Linked DNA regions of Homo sapiens: region 1 is linked to region 2. Evidence: read pairs that join two places in POLR2A ChIA-PET (ENCODE). Cell type or tissue: endothelial cell of umbilical vein. All regions are shown on one strand. Links, peaks and the distances in the headings refer to the core of each region. The heading gives the core; the rest is flanking DNA. Region 1 overlaps BMP2K (BMP2 inducible kinase). Region 2 has its middle 5.8 kb from the start of BMP2K-DT.

Region 1 (5,389 bases), core at 323-5,322, 64 kb after region 2:
CAACAATTAGTTTTGTTTTTCACTTTTAATATCATGCTCTAATGTTGTTTTTCTGTGACCTCTGTAATTAATGGCAAGGCATCTTTCAACAAGGGAAAACTTATTTTTAAGTATTAAGAAAAGTGAAAAATATTTTAATAGGCCAGTAAAAACTTCAGTGACTCTAACTTAACTAGCCTAAGTAGTTAAAAAAATGTAGAATAAAAATTTCCTCCTTTTCTAGGGTTACATATGCTCAGTGCTCTGGATGGCTTCTTATTCTTGTTCTTCTTCCTTGTCCTCCCATTTCTCCCCTCCTCTTCATCCTCTTTTCTCTTTCTCCATGGTTTTTTGAGTGCTTACACACAAGCACAGACACAGGTGCATATATATATTTGAAGATTGTTTTGTTGAGGTGAAATTCACATAATTATAGCATCTTTATTTTTTATGGCTGAATAATATCCCATTATATGTCTGTAACACAATTTATTTATCATTCATCTGTTGATGCAGTTTAAAAAATTATTTGATGAGCATTTGGGCTGTTTCTGTCTTTTGGGTATTATAATTAATACTGGCATGAATATGTGCATGCATCTATTTGCTTGAGTACCTGGTTTCAGTTGTTTTGGTTATATATCTAGGAGTGGAATTGCTGGGTTATATGTACTTTTATGTTGCCTATTTTCTGTAGCAGCTGAACCATTTTATGTTCTAAGGAAAGTATTTTTCCGCATTCTTGCCAACACTTGTTATTAATGTCAGTTGTACTTATCCACCTGCTAAGAGGGGGATTTCTTATTTTGTATCAACGTCTTTACTAACACACATATTACAATCCCTTTTGTTAGCAAATAACTGCATTTGCACAATCTGACTTTTTAAAATTCTGCTTTTATTTTCTGTATTCCTTAGCTAGATTAGAGATGATTAGACTTTGGCATTTACTTTTGTACAGTTAAGGCTGTTAGCTAGAAGGGTGAAAAGATTTACCTCAAGATGATGGAGAAGCTTAGACTAAGTTCTCTAACTAACTTGAGTCAAGATATTATAGTCTTGTACTTTTGTACAAGACTTCTTTCTTCCTTTCAATAGAATTTGTATGATTTTGAGAGATATGATGTATAAGGAGCAGCACACTCAAATCTTGTGCTTTTGAACATTTTTTAGGGAGATTAGTTCTTTAGAATGGTGGTCTGTCAACTTTTTTGATGATTCATCCCCATTATATATATTTACTTATAAATAATTCCCATGTTCAGTGGCCCTTAGCCCTTATTTCAAATTACATTGCATAGTTAAAACTAGGTTTATTGGTAATGATAGTTTATGTAAATTTATTTTAAATAATATTTTTAATAGTTGTTTTTAAATTTCCCAGTAGAACAGAGTAGGTTATTATTCTTAACCTCATTGTACGCTGATGACTATTTTGTAAAAGACACAAAAGTTTCAGATGTTTCATTTTCTTATTTCCTTATATTTGTATTAGCATTATCTTTATGGTTTCTTTTTAGAAATCTTTTTAGCCACTTGTTCATTTTTTTAGGTTATTTAGTTAGAAGTGCATGTGTCTATAAATTCATGTAATAGCTACACGTAAATTGCAATATGTTGCAGGCAAAATAAATGAGAATATAATTGTTAATAAATATTGGAGCTTAGTTATTTTATTTTTTAGATAAAAACAAATGTAATAAAAGTTCTAATATTTTATTCTCAAGTTCTTTGTACACTTTTGGGAGCTATTCCTTTTGCGTGAACCATTTTCACAGTTCAATTTAAAAATAATTTTCATATTTGCTGTTAGAAAATTACAGTCGCATGCAGGTAAACTTTTTATTGAAACCATAGAAGCCTTTGCTTGCTTGAAATATGTTAGATTCTGTACTCATGCCTAATTCTTACCTTTTGAAATTCTTTACATTAATTTAGGCTTCAAACCATTACTAATTCTATACCTTTAAATGTACATTTTCCAGTTTTCATTTTTTTTTTTCTTTCCAGAAAGAGCTATCTGGTCACAAAAATATTGTGGGCTATTTGGACTGTGCTGTTAATTCAATTAGTGATAATGTATGGGAAGTCCTTATCTTAATGGAATATTGTCGAGGTAAGTATTTTTTTGCATTTGTACTGTAATAAAAAGTTTCTCCTTAAATGGGTTACTAGGTATCTTTGTTATTTCCAGGGTAGCTGCTAACTAATTCTAGTCACTTATTGTAATCTTACCTTTCATTATCTAATTAGGAATATTGTTAAAACATTATTTAAAACCTAGTCATAGTTACTGCAGTTATGATATGAGCATGTAAACGCAGAATGAGAAAAGTGATATTGAGTTTAAAATAGGAAATCTAAGCAGGTACAGAGTTACAGTTCTTGCTCTCCATAGAATTCTTCTGTAATCCAACCAAGAAGAGGATAATATGTCAATATTAATGTTGTAAGATTTTTCCAGAACTCTACTACGTTATTGTAAACATTAAATTTAACAAATTTGGAGGATGCATTTTGATCTATAGACTTTATAAACCTGTTTTATGTAGTCTCTTGGTGGTGTTTGTAAACATTAGATATAGAAAATCACATTTTATTTGGACCTAATGTGATGTTTTAAAATAAATATTTACTTGTATAGCATACCTTAATCATCATCATCATCATAAAAAAATTCCTGACATTTAAATTTTTTTTTTTTTTTTGAGACGGAGTCTCGCTCTGTCGCCCAGGCTAGAGTGCAGTGGTGCGATCTCGGCTCACTACCAGCTCGGCCTCCCGGGTTCATGCCATTCTCCTGCCTCAGCCTCCCGAGTAGCTGGGACTACAGGTGCCCGCCACGACGCTCGGCTAATTTTTTGTATTTTTAGTAGAGATGGGGTTTCACCATGTTCACCAGGATGGTCTCGATCTCCTGACCTCGTGATCCGCCCGCCTCAGCCTCCCAAAGTGCTGGGATTACAGGCATGAGCTACCGCGTCTGTCCTTAAAAATTTTAATGTGTGGAAAGGTGGAGGCAAATATTCTATTTCCTACAAACTTGCAAGCCATATTTGGCACTTGTGGTTCTAGGGAGCCCTGGTTTACATTTACATTCTCTTCAGAAAGTAATGATTGTTAATTACTATCCCAGAAACTCTTACAGTTTCCTGAAGGTTGCGGAAAAAGAGGGGGATGATGGTGATGTTGGAGAAAATATGATCTTGTTTACTGCAGTATTTTAAGGAGGAAAGGATGGGGAAAATGAAGTGAATCAATGTGACAATACCTACCGTGATGTATTTGTAACTTATTTCCATACACAATATTTAACAACCAGATGTTTCTTGATTTTTCTTTATATCTTATCTTCTCTACTATAAAGTACTGTACTGTGATCTCTTTTAGGAGAAGATGCTGATTTTTTTCTACCCCATTTTCCTGAATTCTAGCATTTATAGTGCTAATTCTTAGAGTTTACTTGTAGCCCTTGACTACTTGTAACTTTTAAAAGATACTTGAATCAAGCATAATCATAACCTTGGATTAATTTAATTGTCACTTAGAAGACATCTTAAAAGGGGAATCAAATGACCTTCAAGTTTTAGGGGCAAATTTTATTTTAAAGTAGAAGAATGATCATATCTGTTTTTTGAGGAATGCATTGTTTTGTTTTAAAAATTTTTTAGAAATAGTTATCCGGTATTCAAATCATCAAGCTCTGTGGTATATGAAATTTAAAATTTTTATCAAAGTAATTTGTATATATGGTTTAAAAAGTCAAATAGTTGGCCTGGTGCGGTGGCTCACGCCTGTAATCTCAGCACTTTGGAAGGCAGAGGCGGGTTGATCACAAGGTCAGGAGATCGAGACCATCCTGGCTAACACGGTGAAACCCTGTCTCTACTAAAAATACAAAAAAAAAGTTAGCCGAGCGTTGTGGCAGGTGTTTGTAGTCCCAGCTCCTCGGGAGGCTGAGGCAGGAGAATGGCATGAACCCGGGAGGTGGAGCTTGCAATGAGCCGAGATCGCGCCACTGCACTCCAGCCTGGGCACATAGCGAGACTCCGTGTCAAAAAAAAAAAAAAAAAAAAAAGTCAAATATCTTAAGCTGTGGCTGAATCAGTACCCTCCTGCCTCATCCCTCTTCTCAGAGGTAGTCCCTTTAAAATATTTGAGATGTTTCTTATATTTACTTCCATATTTCCACACTGCATTATATAAAAGAGAATCAGTAATTTTAGTGATTTCTTAAGGGTACAAAAGAGAAAGGACTTAGAAAATCAAGGGAAGTATATAATTCTGTGCATGAAGAGGCTCTTGAAAGAAAGTTTTCTAGTGCTACTTTTGATGTTTTAGATATTGTCTCTAAGAAAAGATAGGAATTTTACTTCTAGTATAGATATTCTCAGGTTTTGGACCAAATCAGTGTTTATTTTCCCATTTAATGGTGTCTGTAGTTGTATTTTCTTATCCTTTTTTTTTCCTGGAATTAGTAATTACCTCGGTTTTCATTTGCCTAATTTTCTTCATGTATATTAATATTTTAGTCCCGCATTTTCCAATAGAAGTAAAAATAATTGGCTGGGCGCCGTGGCTCACACTGATAATCCCAGCACTTTGGGAGGCTGAGGCGGGCGGATCAAGAGGTCAGGAGTTCGAGACCAGCCTGACCAACATAGTGAAACCCCTTCTCTACTAAAAATACAAAAAATTAGCTGGGCGTAGTGGTGGACGCCTGTAGTCCCAGCTACTTGGGAGGCTGAGGCAGGAGAATGGCGTGAACCGGGGAGGTGGAGGTTGCAGTGAGCCAAGATCGCTCCACTGCACTCCAGCCTGGGCAACAGAGCGAGACTCTGTCTCAAAAAAAAAAAAGAAGTAAAAATAATTATGCAGTATGTTTAGACATTTTAATATTTGTTTTGATTTCATTTTTTCTTCCCTTAAAAACACCCCTTGGGGAGACTTCGATCATCCTGCTTAATTTTGAACAGCAGTTAGCTGTCCTTCTGGAAATTACCTTTGCCTCCCTTCTGTCTTGGATTCCCTGCTACTTATGCCACACCTTTGTTTTCACTCACTAATTTGGAAGACTTTGTTTTTCAGTAGCTTTCTGACTGGATTTTTTGGAGAAGGATTTTTGAAACCTTGCATATATAAACATATTTTTATTCAGTGCCCACATTGATTGTTACTTTGGCTAGCTAAAACATTATAGGTTGGAAATAATTTTGATCCAGAATTTTGAGGACATCATTCCACTTTTTTCTTAGTGTTGTTGACAAATTGATGTTATTGTGATTGCTTAATTTTTCTATGTGACATCTTTTCTCCATGGACACTTTTAGTTTGAATCTTTCCTTTATCTACAACGTATTGAAATTTCAAGATATACGTGCCTTACTGTGTGTCATTTTTGGTATGCTTT
Region 2 (5,389 bases), core at 329-5,328:
TCAGAGGGGAGGTTGCCCTGAGATCCACATAGTCACCCATTGAATCAGGTGATCATGAGAAAGAACAAGACATTCTAACCCAAGCAAGCATTAGGGCCTGAAACAACTTGGTAAGAAATGAAAGTGTTTCAGGTCTGGCTGGAGTAGAGAGCTGCAAGGTAGGGGTAATAAAATCTACTTCACTTGTTAGAGGATTAAAGAGGTAACATATAGAAAGTGCTAACTGTAATGTCTGAGACATACAAGGTGCTCAATAAGTGTTTCTATTCTGCTTCCTTTCAGTTTCTCCAATTGATTATATCATTTTCCACCTCTGAAATTCCATAATTTTTTTCACATTGTATGGGTTCTTATTGTGAATTGGTTCACACACTACTTGGCACACTGTTCATGTTCAGTTAATAGTCTCTACCACATTTGATAGAAGGCTGGGTAAAACAAGATGTAAATTTTAATAAATGATTGAAGCAAAAGCTGAATTGAACTTCAACACTTTCTTCTTCTCTGTCCCTCCACAGTAACTACAGTAACTTGAATCGATTATTTTGCATGTGTATATGTGTGTCATGGATGTATAGAGCTTCAGTATCAGTTCAACACATTGGGGTAGAATTTAATATGTTTCCAGGGGGATTGTTCATTTGCTTCCAAACCGACAAAAGCTGCTTTTCTGTCTCCAGAAGTTTGTAAGATCACAACATCAACCATACTGCCAGGAGGAGACTTGAAGGCAATGCACCATAATAATATGACCTTAGAGCCCATCATTTGTACATAACTTAGAGTCAGCCTTATCTCCACTCCTAATTTGTCTCCGTCTCTCTTACATGGTCCTGTACATACTTTTATCCACTCCAAAAGTGTATAAACTTTGAAGCCATGATTTGTTTTATTCAACTTGTTCAGGTCCTCCTAGCTGCCCCAATCTACAGTGCTTTACCCTTTTTAGATATTTAGCAAATATTTGTTAAATTTTACAGATACTCAGTTGTTTTCTTTTCTCTGCTCACACGCAGTGTCGTGGCAGCAGGCACAGTCTTGAGATGCAGAAGGACAGCGGCGAGCTTGTGGACCTGTACATGCGGCAGAAAGTCTCTGCTAGTAACCGCGTCACCGGTGCCAAGAACCATGCATCCATCCAGATGAACGTGGTGGAGGCTGACAAGGTCACAGGCAGGTTTAATGGCTAGTTTAAAACGTATGCTGTCTGCAAGGTCATTTGCAGGATGGGTGAGTCAGATGACTACATTCTCTGATTGGCCAAGGCCAGTGGCATCATCTGAAAACATGTTTGACAGGAGAGAATCATGGATATGGAATGTTTGTCATAAATAAACAGTGTAAACCTAAAAAAAAATTAAAAAAAATTTTTAAATACCCAGTTAATCAGAAATTAAACATAATCCCACTTATTATAGCAGGGTTCCCTGAGCTGTGGTGGCACACATCTAAGATAAGTAGATGGAGGGTACAGCAGGAAGTACCTTATCATTTCAGACTGTAGCTATCATGTCATTTATTGTGTATTTTCAAAGAATCCGTATGGTGTGGTTAAAAGCATGAGCCATAAAGTCATAACAGGTGTTTTTGAACCCTGTTTAAAGTCATAAGACCTTGGGCTTGTGACCTAATCTTTCCGTGCATCAGTATTCTCTTCTGCAAAGTAAGAGAAATCATAGAAGCTATTGTATAGTCTTGTCATAAAGATTTACTGAGTTAATACATGTAAAGCACTTTAGAGTAGCACGGGCACATTGCAAGTGCCCAATAAGAATTAGTTCTTACTTTATACTCTGCTGAAGTTTTATATAAATGTTAACAGGAGAAAGGTTACTACCTTTCTACAGGAAGGTAATGCAGGGCTATAAAGAAGAGGGAGGGCTGGGTGCCGTGGCTCATGCCTGTAATCCCAGCACTTTGGGAGGCCAAGGCGAGTGGATCACTAGGTCAGAAGATCGAGACCATCCTGGCCAACATGGTGAAACCCTTTCTCTACTAAAAATACAAAAATTAGCTGGGTATGGTGGCACACACCTGTAATCCCAGCTACTTGGGAGGCTGTGGCAGGAGAATCGCTTGAACCCAGGAGGCAGAGGTTGCAGTGAGCTAAGATCACGCCACTGCACTCCAGCCTGGTAACAGAGCAAGTTCTATCTCAAAAAAAAAAAAAAAAAAAAAAAAAAAAGAAGAGGGAGGGCGGGAACATATCCAGAAATGTGTTTGTAATCCTACTCTCTAGGACAGATACTTCTCTAGGGAGAAAGCTATCCCTGTCATGAGGTGTGAGGACAAGGTGCAGAACTCCCCTATCTGCCACTCCATTTGCTGGGTAAGGAAGAAAGCGCCTCTCTTGGTGGTGAAGATGCCTATATCCTGCAGTCTTTTTTAAAAGCATGGTCAAGCTGTTTTAAAAGCATAGTCAAAACTCTATCATAGAATTGTATTTCATGTCAAATGAGTCATATTTCCTGTTAAGAATATTTGTGAGTATCTTGGTATTTTGCACTATACAATCAGATTGATTTTTTTTAGGTATATATGAATTTTTACAAGGTATAGTGATGATATTGAGTAGTTTTAACAGAGGATTTAAATATTACTGATATCTTAAAAACATTTGTTTTGATAATGGAGGCATATATATTCTTTTAATAGACCTTAGAACTTTTACTTTTTTGGAAAGCAAAGACATGAACATTTAACTTGGTATAATGTAATAATGTTAGCCAGGAAAAATATTCTTTTAAAAAAGTTAAAAAAAATGTTTTGTAGAGACAGAGTCTCACTGTGTTGCCCAGGTTTGTCTCAAATTCCTGGCCTCGAATGATCCTCGTGCCTCTGCCTCTCTAAGTGCTGGGATTATAGGTATGAACCATCATGCCTGGCCGAGGAAAAATAATTATTCTTAACAGTAAAACACAGTGAGGCTAATGATGATAGAAGACATGTTATCAAAGGAAAACACTGACTTATGAGGAAAAATGATTAATCAGTTATTGGGACACATGACTTATGAAGGTCACTGTGGCAGTGGAATAAGCCTTTTGGGATAAGCACATTTATTTAATCTGTGTCACTCTTTCTCACTTCTCATAGGTCTTTGAGAGCCACCTTAATGCAAAATACATGGGGGTTAGGTTATATTTTTCCAGTAGAAAACAAAATGTAACAATCATTCTTTCTTCCCTCATTGTCAAAATTCTTCCTGTTTAAGGATCTCAGAATCCTGTAGTTAGCTATGATGATGTATTGACTTTATCAGAAATGTGTAACGTGAAATGTGTAAAGGGAAGCAATCTATTTTTAAAAATAAGAGTCTTCATTATGTGGCAACTTTCCAATTATTTTTATAGTCATACAGCTATAAATATATGATTGATATATCTAAAACAAATTGAAATAAAATTATAATTCTTTTACTTTTATTAAACTATCTATATCTGTATTTTGACTGTAAGTCACCTCAATGCCATTGTTTAAGATGGCCAGAATCTACATTTTTTTTTTTGTTTGGTAGAGATTTCATTTTCCGACAGGAAGCCACATCTGATTTTCTTCCATGGTCTAATAATGAGTGTAAAACTAGAAGATGGTGCTTTTGTGTTGGTGAACACATCGAGGTGGTGGGAGGGTGGTGCACCCAGAGAAGGTATGGATGCTTTGTGCACTACCACTTCCTGTACCTTGCCCTATGCATCCCATCTAGGCAGCTGTCCCTGAGTTGTATATCTTTTATGATAAACCAGAAAACTGGATATGACGTGAGATGGTGACACAGTAATAATCTCATCACTTCTGATCATCTGAAGAATGCCCATTGTGGAAGTATCAGACAAAAGCTGAAAAAGTGCACTGAAAGATTAGTTTGTGCACTGGGCTCATCTTGGTTCACCCGGTCAGTACTACTGGGAGGTGGTTGGGAACATGCAAAGAATGGCATCTGGACATTTGCAAAAAAAACAAAAAAACAAAAAAAAAAACAAGAAAGGTTACAACTGTTCATAGAACTTGGAATTTGGACTGTCAGTAAGAGAAACAGAAGCTACGTCTCCACCAAAACAATGCCTGAGACTGCCTTCTGCATGGAACTCCAAATACACAAGAGAGTTTTCCTGGATATAGACATTAGAAACATATCATTTTTCAACATTAGCAATGGTGCCGTGGTGTGATCTCGGCTCCCTGCAACCTCCACCTTCTGGGCTTAAGCGATCCACCTCAGCCTCCCGAGTAGCTGGGACTGCAGGCATGCACCACCACACTCAGCTAATTTTTAAATGTTCTTTTGTAGAGATGGGTTTCATTATATTGCCCAGGCTGGTCTTGAACTCCTGGGCTCAAGCAATCCTCCTGCCTTGGCCTCCCAAAGTGCTGCGATTACAGGCGTAAGCTACCAGGCCTGGCCTTCCCACATCTTTGTATTCACTAAAATTTCTGCTTCAGAACCACTGAGCCCATTCTTTTTGGCTTCAAATCCAAATAATGGTGATTAGGGCACTCTGAGTATACATACTGTGATGCAACTAGGTTCAGTAATCCTTCCAGTATATGCTGGGGAAGATCATCAAACTGTAACCACACACCCACCCACCCACCCAGACACACACACACACACACAAAGAATATTTGGAAAAGATCTATTTACTTAAAGAAATATTCACTATGTTGACTCATTAAAAATGCTAAGGGTTAAAATGTATGGAACCTCTTAAAATCATAAGCACACATTTTAATAGTCTAATATTAATTAGGAAAGATACTACATGTTTAATATTGTATGTTGATAGAAAAGTTTGCTTTGGGGTCTGGGATTTGACTTCTGTATTTGTACCTCTTGAAATTTCAGATCACATCATAGCATTTTAGTTTGTTCTAAACACTAGCTAGTGCATTACAAAGGTTTTTAACTCATGAAGAGTATTTTATGTCCAAGAATTGCATGAGTCATTAAAATGAAAGTCTTTACAATACTTAATCTACTATAAGCCAGTAAATAAATTTAAGGTGCAGGAGTGAGAAATTAATATATGGCTATAAGATTTTCTCAAAGAAATCTGAAAGACTAGAAATTTCAATATAGTTTTTCTGCTGGTTACAGTCTGCCCTTAATATCTCAATTTCTGCCTAAAAATTGATTTCAGGTTACACATTCTTATTTCACAAATTTGCTAGAAGAATATGATTTAACAATAGATGTTAATATCTTTTGGTAATAAAAGTGTTTGTAAATGTTTGGCCTTCTTGTTATTAGTAATATAGTAATCCCCCATCCCCACAGTTTCGCTTTCCTCAGTTTCAGTTACCTGTGGTCAACAATGGTCTGAAAATATTAAATGGAAAATTCCAGAAAAATGAATTGGTAAATTTTAAATTGCACGCTGTTCTGGGT

The links. Peaks named below come from ENCODE experiments on the same cell type or tissue, not always from the same donor. Only the 100,000 strongest peaks of a DNase experiment are listed, where the experiment ranks them.
Region 1: POLR2A ChIA-PET joins it to region 2 with 5 read pairs; 4 of 35 experiments call an interaction of 5 or more read pairs at or near these places.

Annotation. Positions count from the first base shown.
Region 1 is chr4:78,831,593-78,836,981 of GRCh38, forward strand. It overlaps BMP2K (BMP2 inducible kinase), which reads left to right. Exons shown (of 16, transcript NM_198892.2): 3 at 1,990-2,095. Among named protein-coding and RNA genes, the nearest start is that of BMP2K, 58 kb to the left of the region's middle. In endothelial cell of umbilical vein, for the core only: no CTCF peak of the experiment used is centred there; no DNase peak of the experiment used is centred there.
Region 2 is chr4:78,767,456-78,772,844 of GRCh38, forward strand. It overlaps the pseudogene RPS21P3. Among named protein-coding and RNA genes, the nearest start is that of BMP2K-DT, 5.8 kb to the right of the region's middle. In endothelial cell of umbilical vein, for the core only: no CTCF peak of the experiment used is centred there; a DNase peak (open chromatin) is centred at 2,336; H3K27ac peaks cover 256 bases.